Linked DNA regions of Homo sapiens: region 1 is linked to region 2. Evidence: read pairs that join two places in POLR2A ChIA-PET (ENCODE). Cell type or tissue: endothelial cell of umbilical vein. All regions are shown on one strand. Each heading gives the region's core, and the rest is flanking DNA. Links, peaks and the distances in the headings are about the cores only. Region 1 overlaps GPI (glucose-6-phosphate isomerase). Region 2 overlaps GARRE1 (granule associated Rac and RHOG effector 1).

Evidence for each region. ChIA-PET counts read pairs that join two places held together with the same protein. Peaks named below come from ENCODE experiments on the same cell type or tissue, not always from the same donor. Only the 100,000 strongest peaks of a DNase experiment are listed, where the experiment ranks them.
Region 1: POLR2A ChIA-PET joins it to region 2 with 5 read pairs; 7 of 35 experiments call an interaction of 5 or more read pairs at or near these places.

Annotation. Positions count from the first base shown.
Region 1 is chr19:34,375,327-34,379,709 of GRCh38, reverse strand. GPI (glucose-6-phosphate isomerase) reads right to left here. Exons shown (of 18, transcript NM_000175.5): 5 at 2,124-2,207; 6 at 1,829-1,975; 7 at 705-776; 8 at 148-192. Among named protein-coding and RNA genes, the nearest start is that of GPI, 12 kb to the right of the region's middle. In endothelial cell of umbilical vein, for the core only: no CTCF peak of the experiment used is centred there; no DNase peak of the experiment used is centred there.
Region 2 is chr19:34,263,585-34,267,967 of GRCh38, reverse strand. The region is part of intron 1 of GARRE1 (granule associated Rac and RHOG effector 1); the gene reads right to left. Among named protein-coding and RNA genes, the nearest start is that of GARRE1, 11 kb to the right of the region's middle. In endothelial cell of umbilical vein, for the core only: no CTCF peak of the experiment used is centred there; DNase peaks (open chromatin) are centred at 2,197 and 2,507; H3K4me3 peaks cover 1,215 bases; H3K27ac peaks cover 1,857 bases.

The DNA.
Region 1 (4,383 bases), core at 285-4,284, 110 kb before region 2:
GCTTGCAGCCCACAGGCAACCAAACCTTCCATACCATCAGCCAAGCCAAGATCCACCAGACCTACGAACCGCGTCTCTGAGAGGCCATGACCTGGACATGCTGGGCACTCCCAGGAAGGCAGTACAGGGGACCACGGGGGCACTTACTGTGTTAGTAGACAGGGCAACAAAGTGCTTCGCCACTGCAGAAGGCTACAAGAGACAGAGCCAAGTTACCACAGCCAGCCCAGGGAGACAAAGGGTAGTCACTTCCCATCACTAGAGGAACCAAGGCCCTGCATGGGACTGAGATTCCCAGTCCTTGGTTCTGAGACTGTTGGAGAAGGCCCACATCGAGGTCAAGGTCAAGAAAGCAGACGGGTCACAGGCCGCCTGCTCATCCCATCTTACAAGCATACGGGGCTCAGGGACGTCCCTCCCCTATAAAATAGGTGTGGCCAAGAGTTCCTGCAGCGCCAAGGGCCTGCAGAGAAAGGGCCATGCAAGGGCTGTCAGCCAGCGAGAGCAGGTTCTGTCACATCTGCAAGGCTGGGTCTGACAAAGCCAAGATGAACAATCATCTCATCTAGCAAAGGCAGGCACCGGCAAGGCCGCCTTCACTTCCAACTTCAGGAGAAACACGGCCAGACTTGGTCACTCAGGGGCCCACCCTGCTCTTCCCAGCCCAGAGGCTAACCACGAGGAAGGCCCTATAGCCCACTCACATCCTTGGCCGCCTGGAGAAACCACTCCTTCGCCGTCTCTGCATTCGTGATGGTCTCCTGGGTAGTAAAGGTCTGCAACCAAAGAGAACAGCAGTGGGCGCCCGAGCTTAGGGGTGGGTGCAGGCCTTGAGCCAGGGTTCAGCAGTAGAGGCCAAGGCAATGCCCAGCTGTCCCATGGAGCAGTATTTGCAGGTCAGTGACAGTGACGCCACATAACCTCCTGAGATTCCAGCTCTTTAAAACCAGAGGAGGGGGGACGGTAAACACACCCCCCAACCCTAAGCCTGCAGGTCAAAGGCCGCAGCTTCTCCCCTGAGGGGCTGCAGTCAACCTGAGGCTCTCTTCGGCCCAGGCTGGAAGGTATCTCAGAATTCAGATGGAATTCTTCATATTTTATGTACATTCATGTGAGTAAATAGAACATAAATAAAAACAAACAAAACCCCTCTATTATCAGGGCATGGCTCTGGGATCAGAAAGGAGCAAGCATGGCTGGGCATGGCGGCTCAAGACTGTAATCCCAGCACTTTGGGAGGCCAAGGGGGGGTGCATCACCTGAGGTCAGGAGTTCAAGACCAGCATGGCCAACATGGCAAAAGCCCATCTCTACTAAAAAATAATAATAATAAATAAATAAATAATAAAATTAGCCAGGCGTGGTGGTGTGTGCCTAGTCCCAGCTACTTGGGAGGCTGAGGCAGGAGAATCGCTTGAAACCTGGGAGACGGAGATTGCAGTGAGCCGAGATCACGCCACTACACTCCAGCCTGGGTGACAGAGCCAGACTCTGTCTCAAAAACAACAACAAGAAAAGGAGCAGGCATAAAGGACAGGTTTGTAAGAAAGTGGCGAGCAGTCCCAGGCTGAGCAGAGATGCCGCAAGGCGAGCGGGTGTGGTCAGGACACAAAGGTTCAAACTGATGTGTTCAGGATTTCATCAGTCAACCTTATTTGCTGCTAGGCATGGAAACAGTCTAGGGCAGCTGTACTGACCTGATCCACAAACCATGGTTCACTCGGAACCCACCAAAAGGGACCAATGGCCAGGGGGATGGCAAGACAGCTGTCCCTCCCCACCCCAACACACACAGGGCCAGGGGCCGGGCAGTTTTCGGCACTCATACCTTGGAGGCAATGATGAACAGGGAGGACTCGGGGTTCAGCTGGGCCAGGGTTTTGGCAATGTGAGTTCCATCAATGTTGGAGACATACCAGACGCGGGGACCTCCTGAAGAGTATGGCTTAAGGGCTTCAGTCACCATGAGGGGTCCCTGCGGGGAGACATAGCATCAGAGAATAAGAATTCAGGGCCCACGAAAAGTGGAGACAGCCAGGTCCCATCCCTGGAGAAAGTAAAGACCTGAGTGGGACCAACAGTGCCCAGACTCCCACCCTACCCCAAGGCAGTTTTCTCCTCACCAGGTCGGAGCCGCCAATGCCAATGTTGATGACGTCCGTGATGGTCTTGCCTGTGTACCCCTTCCAGTCACCGCTCCGGACACGCTGGCACAGGGGCGAAGATGCCATCAGCCCAAACCCCCAGGCATAATCCGCTGCTCAAAAACATCATTACTGCCGTGTCCTGGTACCTCAGTCCCAGCTTTCAGGCCCTCGCAGGTGCCTCTATTTTTTTGTTTTTAATTTACCATATATATATATATATATATATTTTTTTTTTTTTTTTTTTTTTTTTTTTTTTTTTTTGAGATGAAGCCTTGCTCTGTTGCCCAGGCTGGAGTGCAGTGGCATGATCTCGGCTCCCTGCAATCTCTGCCTCCCAGGTTCACGTCATTCTCCTGCCTCAGCCTCCTGAGTAGCTGGGACTACAGGCGCCCGCCACCACACCCAGCTAGTTTTTTGTATTTTTAGTAGAGACAGGGTTTCACCGTGTTAGCCAGGATGGTCTCGATCTCCTGACCCTGTGATCTGCCCGCCTCAGCCTCCCAAAGTGCTGGGATTACTGGCTTGAGCCACCGCACCCAGCTATTTATTTTTAATTTTTTTTTTGAGACAGAGTCTCCACTTTCTGGGTTCTAACAATTCTCATGCCTCAGTCTCCTGAGTAGCTGGGACTACAAGCCTGCGCCACCAGCATGCCTAGCTAATTTTTTTGTATTTTTAGTAGGGACGAGGTTTTGCCATGTTGGCCAGGCTGGTCTCGAATTACTGGCCTCAAGTGATCTGCCCAGCTCGGCCTCCCAAAGTGCTGGAATTACAGGTGTGAGCCACCGCGCCTCGCTATTTACTTATTTTTAAAACTGTGCCTTAGGGGCCAGGCAGGGTGGCTCAAGGCTGAGACAGGAGGATTGCTTGAGTCCAGGAAGTTGAGGCTGCAGCAAGCCAAGATCGCAACACTGCACCTCCAGCCTAGGTGACAGAGGAAGACCCTGACTCCAAAAACAGAACAAAATGCTCTGCTTTAGCCTTTTTTTTTTTTTTTTTGAGACAGGGTCTCACTCCGTCGCCCAGGCTGGAGTACAACGGCACGATCTCAGCTCACTGCAGCCTCCGCCTCCAGGCTCCAGGGTTCAAGCAATTCTCCTGCCTCAGCCTCCCAAGTAGCTGGGATTACAGGCACCTGCCACCCTGCCCAGCTAATTTTTAGTATTTCCAGTAGAGATGGGGTTTCGCCGTGTTGGCCACGCTGGTCTCAAACTCCTGACCTCAGGTGATCCACCTGCCTCGGCCTCCCAAAGCGCTTGGATTACAGGCATGAGCCACCACGCAAAGCCTATTTTATTTTTTGTAGAGACAGCGTCTTGCTACGTTGCCCAGCCTGGTCTCTAACTCCTGGCCTCAAATAATCCTCCCATCTTGACCTCCCAAAGTGTTGGGATTACAGGCGTGAGCCACTACACAAGGCATAGGAGTCTCTGGAGACCACACTGGTCCCTGCCACACTCACCACCAACTAGACTCTTTCCTGGTTACAACAGTGAGACATCCCTACCTTACAGCGACACTGTCAGAATTTGCAAAACCAGGGATAACTCGGCAGAATCTGCTATGCCAGAGACCAAGAGATGTGAAATGTTGAAAACTGTGACTGGGCTATGCTGGGGAAAGGAGTATCAGACCCGCAGCCAGTCTCCAATCAGACACCAGTGATCCTTGCTTCCTGGAATTCATGCCTCTGCATAGCTTCCGCCTGTGCTGGGAGGGGTGACCTATGCACCCATCCAGAGACTGCAAAAAGGGGTGAAATGTGACTTCAGAAGTGAGTTCAGAGAACGTGCAGTTTCTGCTTTGCTCTCTTGGATGACTCGCTTTGGGGAAGCTGTCTATCATGTTGTGAAGACATTCAAACAGTTTCATAAAGAAGCCCACGCGGCAGCGAACTAAGGCCTTTTTCCAAAAGTCACAGCCAACTCGCTTCCTGTGTATGGGACACTTTAGAGGGGGGTCCTCCAAACCCATCAAAACTTCCGATAACTGGGGCGCTGGCCAACATGTTGACTACAGCCTTATGAGAGATCCCCAAACCAAGACCAACCAGCTAAGCCGCTCCCAAACTTCTGACCCACAGACACTGTGAGAGGTAATAAAAGTTTACTGCTAGGCCGGGCATGGTGGCTCACACCTGTAATCCTGGCACTTTGGGAGACCAAGGCAGGCAGATCACAAGGTCAGGAGTTCGAGACCAGCCTAGTCAACATGGTGAAACCCCGTCTCTGCTAAA
Region 2 (4,383 bases), core at 184-4,183:
ACCCCGTCTCTACTAAAAATACAAAAATTAGCCAGGTATGGTGGCAGGTGCCTGTAATCCCAGCTACTCAGGAGGCTGAGGCAGGAGAATTGCTTGAACCTGGGAGGCAGGGGTTGCAGTGAGCCAAGATTACCCCACTGCACTCCAGCCTGGGCAACAGAGCGAGACTCCATCAAAAAAAAAAAAACAAAAAAACCACAAAGCAATTATATAATTTATTCAAACCTAATTTGTTAAAAAAAAAAATCAACAGTCTACACCAGTTAGAAACCTGCGGTTTATTTTTGTTACAGTGTGGTACAATGTGCAAAAGCCCAGGTATCCAAAAAAAAGTTTTCAAAACTTCTAAAAAAAAGGTTGGATTACTGAAAACTAATTGTGTCCATTAGAAAGTTATTTAAGAAGACTTAAAATTCTATTTTTTGTTTTTGTTTTTACTTATTTTTTTAAAGACAGGGTCTTGGCTGGGCACGGTGGCTCATACCTGTAATCCCAGCACTTTGGGAGGCCAAGGTAGGAGGACTGCTTGAGCTCAGGAGCTCAAGACCAGCCTGGGCAACATAGCAAGACTTCGACTCTACTAAAAAGTAAACAAAAAAAAATTAGCCCAGTGTGCTGGCATATATCTGTAGTCCCAGCTACTTGGGAGGCTGAGGTAGGAGGATGGTTTCAGCCAGGGAGATTGAGGCTGCAGTGAGACCTTACAGTCTCTTGCTCTGTTGCCAAGGCTAGAGTACTGCAGTTGTGTGATCGCGGCTCACTGCAGCCTTGATCTCCCGGGCTCAGGCAACTTCCCACCTCAGCCTCCCAAGTAGCTGGAACTACAGGCACACACCACCATGCCTGGGTAATTTTTAAATTTTTCTGCAGAAGATGGGGTTTCGCTGTGATGTTCAGGTTGGTCTCGAACTCCTGGCCTCAAGCGATCCTCCCGCCTCGGCCCTTCAAAGTGCTGGGATTACAAGCATAAACTACCATGTCTGGCCCAAGAAAACTTAAAAATTCTATACTGCCACTCTTAACAACTTTGCACTATGGAACCTATCCAAAATTAACCTCAAATGGAGGAAAAAAAAACAAGTATTTATCCAGAAGCTTATATATAAATAGGTAAATCGAACTATAATTTAGAAATTTTTTTCTCACTATGGAGAAGGATTATATAAATTTTAGATAAACTTAAGATTCAAAATCATTTCTGAGAATTTAAGGCATCCATAAAAAATTCTATCAATAAATTATAACATCTCTTCCAAGCTGAGAACACTGACTCCAATTTTGCATACCCAGCAAACCTTCCCATCCCTCAAAAAGACCAGAAAGTTGCCTGATGCAATGGCTCACACCTGTAATTCCAGCACTTTGGGAGGCCGAGGTGAAGAGATCAAGACCATCCTGGCCAACATGGTGAAACCCCATCTCTACTAAAAATACAAACATTAGCTGGGCATGGTGGCATGCGCCTACAGTCCCAGCTACTCAGGAGGCTGAGGCAGGGGAATCGCTTGAACCCCGGAGATAGAGGTTGCAGTGAGCCGAGATTGCGCCACTGCACTTCAGCCTGGGTGACAAAGCGAGACTCCTGTCTCAAAAAAAACAACAGAAAATCAGAGTCACAGCCAGGAAGCTCATTCTTCCCAATATTTCATCAGGTCAAACATTAAGAAATGAGAAAATTCTAGGTGATTCCTCACCATCCACTCGCTAGGCAGGGAAGACAGCCCCAGAGAGCAGGCCCGCAGTGGTTCACCTCCAGGCTGGCTTCTGGCTCTGCCACTTATCTGCGCCATGAGCCTTCACATACTCAAACATTCACTAAGGTTCTCCTAAGTGCATAGCACTGCTCCAGGAACCCAGGATGCAGTGGTGAAGAGACAGACATAATGCTTGCTCTCAAGGAGCTTACCGTTAATAAGGGAAAAGGAGAAAATGCTCAGGCCCTTGCCTTTCAGGTAGATGCTCCAATACAAAGAAACTTCATGGAAACGACGCACTTCCAAAATGCAGTAGTTACTGGTACGGGTATGGGAATCAGACTGATCTAGATGTGAATTCCTGCTCTTAGTAAATATCAGCTGAATAAATGGCACTTACTAACTTTGAGCAAGTCGCCTAACTCTTGTGCCTCAGTACTGCTGAGGATTAAATCCATAAAGCACAGCCTCTGCCATACCCTCAGTCTCCGTAAATGAAAGCTACTGCTCTGAAAGAGGGCGTGGATTAGTAAGAAGATAGCATTTCATCTTCCACTGCAATTCTTAATTCTTGTCTTCTACTAGTCGAAAACAAACTCCCTCGAACCCCCAAAATCTGTAAGTTAAAACAACTTTCAGAAATAAAACTTACCTTCCTGCAGCTCTGGGCCCAACTCCCAAGTCCAGGCAACAAACTAAAAGAAGTAATGCCCTATGCGCTGGAGGGGAAAGAGGTCATGGCTCCTCCCATTTCCGTGCCCACCACTCCCTCCTCTTTCAACCCCAAGCCAAAGGCAGGAACAGAAGGGACACAGTTGAGGAGGGGCATCACCTGGAATTACAAAGTACATTACAAAGTGACTCAAGCACAAGGATGTAGCGCATTCTCTCCCACCTTGACACCCAGGAGCAGCACAGGTCCTTGTGGCTGGTGAGAGGAACCACTTCCGCCTCTTCCTGCCTAGGTCACCAGAGCCTGCGGCACCCAAGTCTGGGAGCCAAGCCAGCTTTCCCCAAACTCTGTTCCCATGAACATATATCCACCTCGGGGACCGGGGGTGGGGTGAGGGAAGATGCGAGTTATTTCCAGGTTTCCTGGCCATAATTAGCATCTCACTAGTACTTAATCCCAAAATCATTTTTAGTAAGAAAATCAGATTTTTTTTCAGGTAATATCTTGCTCTAATTCCACTTTCAAAAATCTTCCCATTATGATTCTTTGCCACTGCCAATTTGAAAACACACTTAACTGACAGTGGCCCAGACACAAGGAACATAATCAAAATGACTTAAAAAAAAGAAAGAAAAGCAATATTCTATCTAGGCACGAATCCTAGAACAGACTCACGGTTAATGTAGAGGCCTGCGTCAAGAACACTCACTGGCAACACTGGTTATTCCCACGTGCCCTGCATTACGAGGATTGTTAAATACGTCACACAGAACACCTCATAGCCATTCCAAACATCAAGGCAGAGCAACCACACTTCACTGAGTCAAAGATGTCACCATTTACAAATCATATCATTGTCTCATATATGCCAAGAAAAACTCTGCCATATAACAATGACATGCCAGCCGGGCGTGGTGGCTCACACCTATAATCCCAGCACTTTGGGAGGCCGAGGTGGGCGGATCACAAGGTCAGGAGATCAAGACCATCCTGGCTAACACAGTGAAACCCCGTCTCTACTAAAAATACAAAAAATTAGCCAGGCATGGTGGCGGGCACCTGTAGTCCCAGCTACTCAGGAGGCTGAGGCAGGAGAATGGCGTGAACCGGGGAGGCAGAGCTTGCAGTGAGCTGAGATCATGCCACTGCATTCTAGCCTGGGCAACAGAGCAAGACTCCGTCCCCCCCTCCAAAAAAAAAAAGACATGTCATCACATGACACGTCCAAATTTCAGGCCTCCTCAAAGCTCTTGTCCTGTTTCTGACTCCTCTGCCTGCCTCAGGCTGGCTGGGACACACAACATGGAAAAAGTCCCTTTGTGTTATTTTCCCTCTAGAAATTACCCATATTTAACAACCATCATTTTGATGAAACCATCTTGGGCCACCTCAGTTCCCAAGGAGCCTTTCTGACTCCTGCAGCCTCTGCTGTCTCTGTCATTAGCTGCATGCTCTCCCTTTCCAAATGAACTGGGAGCATCAGAGACAGAGGCTGGACACATCTTTACACTTACGGTCATGCATAGCACAGGGACAGAGCAACAGAGACGACGACAAACACATACCTCCTGGGAACTGTTCCAAGGACTTTACAAATATTAACTCAGTAATGCCTCACTACAACCCCAGGAGGCAGGTATTACTACCTCCCCATTTTCAGAGGAGGTAAACTGAGGTCAAGGCAGGGGCAGGCCTTGAACCCAAGCCGCCTTGCACAGTCCTCACTCTTAACCTCCATGCTACATTCACTCTACACAACAGCCATGTCCATCATAGACATTTATTTTAAAAGTTATTGTTAAAATGAAAACATAGACCGGGTGCGGTGACTCGCGCCTGTAATCCCAGCACTTTGGGAGGCCGAGGTGGATGGATCACTTGAGGTCAGGAGTTCGAGACCAACCTGGCCAACATGGCCAACATGGTGAAACCCTGTCTCTATTAAAAATACAAAAATTAGCCAGACGTAGTGGCGGGCACCTGTAATCCCAGCTACTCAGGAGGCTGAGGCAGGAG